Regions from separate parts of the Homo sapiens genome. Here region 2 is linked to region 1. Evidence: chromatin contacts called from ENCODE Hi-C or POLR2A ChIA-PET data. All regions are on one chromosome and are shown on one strand. The core of a region is the stretch at or near the end of the contact, and the rest is flanking DNA. Distances in the headings are between cores, read along the strand shown. Region 1 overlaps LINC01283 (long intergenic non-protein coding RNA 1283). Region 2 has its middle 71 kb from the start of BCOR.

The links. Hi-C counts contacts between places; a loop is a spot of excess contacts on that map. ChIA-PET counts read pairs that join two places held with the same protein, here RNA polymerase II (POLR2A). Pooled maps may share reads with other maps.
Region 2: a loop to region 1 is called in a map of endothelial cell of umbilical vein, with 8 times the contacts of the local background. The contact joins two enhancer-like sites. A Hi-C loop is called at or near these places in 1 of 168 maps with a recorded cell type or tissue (endothelial cell of umbilical vein) and 6 of 50 pooled maps. POLR2A ChIA-PET finds 5 or more read pairs at or near these places in 3 of 52 experiments (CD8-positive, alpha-beta memory T cell, activated CD4-positive, alpha-beta T cell and activated naive CD4-positive, alpha-beta T cell).

The regions. Positions count from the first base shown.
Region 1 is chrX:39,418,081-39,421,104 of GRCh38, forward strand. The region is part of intron 1 of LINC01283 (long intergenic non-protein coding RNA 1283); the gene reads right to left. Among named protein-coding and RNA genes, the nearest start is that of LINC01283, 15 kb to the right of the region's middle. Within about 2 kb of position 1,416, at least 10 of the 41 ENCODE cell types and tissues checked have a DNase peak (open chromatin) inside an H3K27ac peak, as active enhancers do.
Region 2 is chrX:40,167,772-40,171,053 of GRCh38, forward strand. It overlaps a transcript of BCOR not described here. Among named protein-coding and RNA genes, the nearest start is that of BCOR, 71 kb to the left of the region's middle. RefSeq lists enhancers at 1,350-2,040, 2,041-2,731, 2,314-2,513. Within about 2 kb of position 1,885, at least 16 of the 41 ENCODE cell types and tissues checked have a DNase peak (open chromatin) inside an H3K27ac peak, as active enhancers do.

The sequences.
Region 1 (3,024 bases), core at 166-2,665:
GGACATGTATTTTTTGTTATGGAGACCCACATGCCTAGCTAAAAATTGGGGATCTTATTATTGAGAAAGAAAGTGATATTGGATGTTGGGGGGCAAGAAGCAGCTCTGCTACAGATGAGTGGTCAGAAATTAGTCAGGGATCATTCCTGTCTTGCTTAAGGGTGTTTCTCCAGAACCTATCGTGGACCTTGGCTCATGATATATGCTCTATAAATGTTTGTGACAGGTGGAAGGAGGGAGAGAAGAAGAAAGAGAGAAGTAGCCATGGCAGCCAGGCTCATGACTCAGGAAAGTTTCCTTGAGGTCACTATGCTCTTCTGACAAGAGTGTTGTTCTTAAAGGACTTTCACCATTCTTCAACTTCTGACATTGTTTCAAAACATCTCTTGGATGCAATTAAACGTCATTGTATGAATTGTCAAGACAGTCTTTCAGTGACTTGTTAGGTAAGGGACTTTTTGACATTGTTATCTGATAGAGATAGTTTGGGAATTTTGTTTTTCAGTGTGGAATAGAGTGTGTGTGGGTGGGTGTGTGTGTCTGCACAGGAAACCGTCTGAGGACTTTTTCCTGTCAAGAGTCTCACAATTTGTATGGTAATAAACGTGTTGTCATCAAGGGCTTGTGCCTTGGAAATTCGAAATGAAGGCCGAGATGCCTGAGGGGAGGGGAAGAAAAGAGAGCTGGGAGCAAGGTTGTTTCGAAGCCGACTCGTGGCCGTGACAGGCAGCGGGAACTTTTGTGAGAGGCCTCCGTGTTTCCAGCCGGGTGCCCCTTCAGCAAATGAGGGGGTCATCGGGTTATGTTATTTTATGGTACAAAAGCAGATACGGTCCGCTGCCTCCGCTCTACCCTGATAATTTTGTTTTCCTGGCGAGTTTGCCATCAAGGATCTGACATGCCATTAGGTTTTTATCTCTGTTGCCCAAGGAGGGGCAACGGTGAGCAAGGGTCTGCTTTTCATTAAAGTGAGCCTGGTTGCACGAGCACTTCTTTGAACAAAACAACCACGGTTCACGACAAGGTTAGGGGAAGGCGGGGCGGAGGGAAGGTTATTAGTTATTACCTCTGCTTCCTTAGCGGGAGTGGGGGCTTCTCTCTAGCGGGATTTGGATCCCTCCCTGGGGCGCTGAGAGCTAATTCCACACTCAAGCCATGATCCCCAGGCCCGCCTAAGAAGCGGCGCCTTCTAATCATGCCAAATCATCAGGCTGATTCTGCGACATCAACTGTTACCCATTAGGGAACAGGCTGACAACAAGAAATGCATTTCACTTCCAGTCTTGGCCCTCCCTGGACTTGTAGTCCAAGGAAGCTCCAGTGATCCTGCTGGGGACACGGGCCTCCTGCCAGCTCTTAAGAGCTTCTGCCAGGGTTTCTCTCCCCAAAGGAAAAAGTGTCTGGGAGGGCCTCTGAGGAAGGGGAAAGGGTGAAGGACACTAGCTGGGAGTCAGTCCAAATTGGCTCTGCCCCATGTGAAAGAGCCTGATACATTCAAGGTCATTGATCCGAATTTGTCCCCGCAAAGCAGAACAAAATGAGCAGAGACACACACTCAGTAGCAAGTCTAAGGGGAAAAAAAATATCCTGTAAATCTGTCCATGTTGTTTTCTTTTAAGATGCGGTAGCTAATGTTGGTGTCAGAAAGGGGCCCAGCTGTTTATGGTGCTTACCTAAACAGCCTGCCTGACTTTAAAGTCATTTCTGGCTGCTTCTGCCAACCCAAGTACTCCAGTCCACCTTTTTGTGTCATTCCCATCAGAAAAATCACACCGGTCTGATGCTCACTCTGGCGTGCTGGCCTCCCGTGAAATGCTGTGATCGAGGGTCTCCAGTGGGACTCAGAGACTCCATTCCTCTGCCCCTCCCCCACCATCCTCCTCCACACCATCTACCCACCCACTGCTGGGTGCGATTTATAAGCAGGGGAATCCCCTTAATCCCATAGATATGTGATTTACTTCACCCAAGAATTCGGAGAGCTGCGTCCTCTCTCAAAAAGTGAATTATAACACCAGCATAGAATATCGATTCCAGACATGTGGAATTTTAATCCCCAAGTCCCCACGAAATGCTTCTGTCCATGGTAAATTGGTCCACCATTTCAGCATGTCCAAACAGGTAGGACAGATGACCCCCTCTGGCCACCAACTCTCAGTCACTGGGGGCAAGGTCAGGGGGTTGCGGGGGAATCTGAGAGCCTTCATCTCACTCTCGTGACTGTGTCTGCTCTCAGGTGCTGTGTGCAATTCTATTTTGTATTTCTTGGAACCTGACATCAATTGGGCATTTTTAAATTCCCCTGCTGCCCGCAAAGCCAAAGCCAGGCAGCCATCTTCAAAATGTCACCAGCCATTAACCGTGAGCAAGGATGAATTATGCTCACCACCACCATCAGGTGCATTGAGAAGAACAACTCGCGGAGGCAGACTGCCATGTGCTGGGGGGAGTTCCAGCTCCAAGCCCTGCCCTGGGCTCTCCCAGGACCGCCAACCCGTGTTTCCAGAGATTGTGGTTTTATCTGCAAATAGGTTAGGTTTTAATGGGTAGTAAGCCCCCATAATATTCCAGGCCCTGTTCCCAGCACCACTTCCACAATAACTCTCCTCACTTCCTTGTCACAAGTGGGAATTGAAAGGCTCAGAGCTGTTGGGTACATTGGTCAAGGTCACACAGCTGGTGAGTGGAAGAAACATGCCTGTTACCAAGATCTATTTTCTATTACATCACACCCAAAGAAGCTTCTGCCAATCTTATGCATGGTTTTCACTGCATGTCTCAATAATATAACCAGTCCCAGGCACCTACATTTTAACGCCAATACAGCTGGAGCTCAGACAGGTTAAGTGACCTGTGCGAACACACACTCATGGAGGGAGAATGGGCTCTGTGACATGTAATGCGACAGATATTTATTGAGCATCCACAAGCTTTGGCTATACACAGCTAAATAAGGCACAGTCACTGCCATCGAAAGACTTGACGGTCACATGGGGGCAGACTGCAACATACATGATTCTGCAT
Region 2 (3,282 bases), core at 635-3,134, 750 kb after region 1:
GACTCCTGACCAACCCTCCTCGCAACCCATAATTAGAGATGACCTTTGCGAAAGGCAATTAAAATATGGTAATGATCGATGGGCTCGCCTGTTTCCAAAAAGGAAAATACACAGGTGTTGGCTTCAGGAGGCTCCACCTGGCCGGGCCGCGAGGCCTCCTACAGCTCATGAATGAACTCTTTCTCCTGGGAAGCTTCGATTCCCCGCTACCTACGCTAGCGCTGGCTCCTCTCCTCCCTTTCCCCTCCCCCACCAGAGCTCTGGCAGCCAGGAGCTTGCTGGCGGCGGCGGGGCTTTGTCATCGGAACGCACACACAGACACGCACACGCGCGCACCCGGCCACCACGGGACCGCGGCAGCCGCGTCCTTCCTCGCTGCGCTTCCTTCCCTGCCCCCTCTTTTAAAGAGCTCCTCCAGACCCTTTCTTTTCTTCCGTCCTTTATGTGTGCGGTCCTTTTGCATCAAGGAGCTCAGGAAGCATTTTAGGGGGGCCTTCCGCGGAGCGCCGGACAGCTCCTGGGAGGCAGAACTCAGGACCCTACACGCGCGGAGAGGACGCGGGGACAGCCGGGCTTTGTTTTGTCTCTTGCCTCTGCCGGGAGGGCGGAGAAGCCTCGGCCGAGCTGGGGCCCACTGGCGAATTGGCGGCGGCAAACACCCCCCTCCTAGCCTAAGTGGAACCTGAAACTCCGGACTTGGTCCGGGTGGGGCACAAAGCTACGTGGAGGGTCTCCCAGTCCACAAGTGGCTCTCCCCACACAGACAAATGTGCAGTGTCATTATGGTGGCTCCTGTTGCTCGAGGCCTCGGGGGTGCTCCGGCGGTGCGCGCACACCTCACCTCCACAAGGCACGGAGGGCGAGAGGGGGGCCAAGGGGCTGGGGCTCCCCGGGGGGCTGCCTGGAGGAGACGCCACATCGGGCCTTCCCGCACCCCCGGCTGCCTTCCTGGACCGCGAGCACGGAGCCAGGGCGGCCTCTCGCCTTTCATTACGGGGCCTACGAAAGCAGCAGCCCAGGCAAATATGTAGCTATTAAAATTAATCGCCCCGCGTTGTCAGCTGAACATAATGCAAATTATTTATGGGCTGTCTGCGCAATATTTATCATCGTGCAGGCTCCAGGCGCTTCGTGCCTCCTGGCCTCCCCCGCCCGCCCGCCCTGGCCGGCGCAGGGCGAAGCTGCGCGCAGGCTGCAGCGGCCTGGGGGCTCTGGGAACCCGAGTGGGGTTCCAAGGGCGAGGCCGTGCGTCAGGCCGTCTTCCAGGCCGAGGGCCTCACTTTAGTTTCTGCCATTCAGTACACATTTATCGGAGGCCTATTACGTGCAAAATTAGGAGGTCCGCGAAATCGGGGTGAAAACCAATTTGGAGAAATCTAAACCAAACAGATGAGCTCGGGCTCGAGGGGCGATGCAGACAGAGGCTCCTCAGCTGCACAAGAGAATTTTCTCTGGCTCAAGTCGGTCCTTCAACCTGGGAAACCCATGTTTGCTAAAGCTGGATTCGCTCTAGGAGAAACAGGGAGCATCTGATGTGCTCAACAGATTCGAGTACAACGCTATCGACTGGAACAGGAATTCGGTGTCCTTCGAGCCTCAAAACTTGTTTGCTGATCGCAGATAACAGATTAACTGTTAATTGTCGAAATCGGCCAACCATTTAGTTTATCACTGTTGGGGGCCCCTTGGTATTCGCTGCACTTTTTATATGTAAAAACAGTCTTGGTACCTCCTAAACGGCTTTTGTGTGGCTTTTGTTTCTCTTTCAAATACGGTGTTTTAAAAAACAGCAGCAACACGCCACCCCACCCCCTCTTCAACCAAGCCTTCTGGTTTAAAAAAAAACAAAAACAAAAACCAGGAGGAGAAATAATCTATAGGACAATCCCCCCCCTACTGGTCGGAGCTGGCGTTGGGGCTTTTTACGCAGATCGAGTCGCCCAGGGCTGCGGAGGTAAACAGGCTTTCTGCACCGCTGCTAAATGAATCACGAGGGGGAAGAACCGAGACTGCTGGGCGAGGGAGGCCTCGGGATCTGGGCCGGGAGCCAGGGCGGGGACGGCGCTGCACGGGGGGCAATGAGGTGGAGACGGGACCAGGGTTAACCCTGGTCCAAGGCCCCAAGGCCAGGGAAGGGAGAGTAAGGCCGGTGGGCGGTCCAGCCGGAGGCCCCTACTCGCTATCTGCGAGGCAGGGTGAACGCGCAGCCTGGGCCTCCATCCCCAGCGCGCCTGGGCACCACCTGGGGCCGGTCACGCTGCCTGAGCCCATCTGCGAGGAAGGAGGTCACGAGGCACCCCCTCCCACAGAGTTTTAACAACTCCAGGCCTTCAAGACGCAGTAGCAGGCCTGGGTCTTCTGATGTTCATTTAAAGCAAAATGATCGCCTTTCTTCACTGTCCCCACCCCAGACGCCAACAACACCTTGCACCTAGCAGACCAAGCCTGAGTCAAGACGTCCTTCGGTCCTGGGGCTGGGGGAATGGCTACCAACGGGCATCTCTTCTGCAGACTAACAGAAGGGGATATAGCCAGGAAGCTACTATAAATTTATATTCTTCTTCCGGTTTTGTTTTGGTTTTGGTTTTTTTTTTTTTGAGACGGAGTTTCGCTCTTTTGCCCAGGCTGGAGTGAAGTGGCACGATCTCGGCTCACTGCAACCTCTGCCTACCGGGTTCAAGCAATTCTGCCTCAGCCTCCCCAGTAGCTGGGATTACAGGCGCCCGCCACCTTGCCCGGCTAATTTTTTGTATTTTTACTAGAGACGGGGTTTCGCCATGTTGGCCAGGCTGGTCTCGAACTCCTGACCTCACGTGATCCACCCATCTCGCCTCCCAAAGTGCTAGGATTACAAGCGTGAGCCACCGCGCCCAGCCTTCTTAAAATGTGATTTGACCCAATTTAAAGCCTCCCTTTCTTCCCCATTAACCTCCAGTTTTTGACAGATTTTCTTAGAACATTCCAAAGATTCTCTCATTACTTCAGAAACTTATCTCGAAATGATGTAAAAGGAGGTTCAAAATATTAGGTTGCTTTTGGGTTCCCTTTATCTCGAACATTGTTGCGTAGATTTGAGAAAGGGCTGATTTCTACTTTGTTTTCTAATCAGCAAGTCACTGGTTTTTCTACCTAAGAGAGACTGAACATTAACCACAGTGAAGCAGAAGGGTTGAGCCGCATTTACAAAGTGCCTTCACATTTTGGTCCTCAGAAACCCATCCGAGGGGGACAGAGTAGGTGTTACTGTTCTGATTTTACACATGAAGAGACTGGCCACTCGCC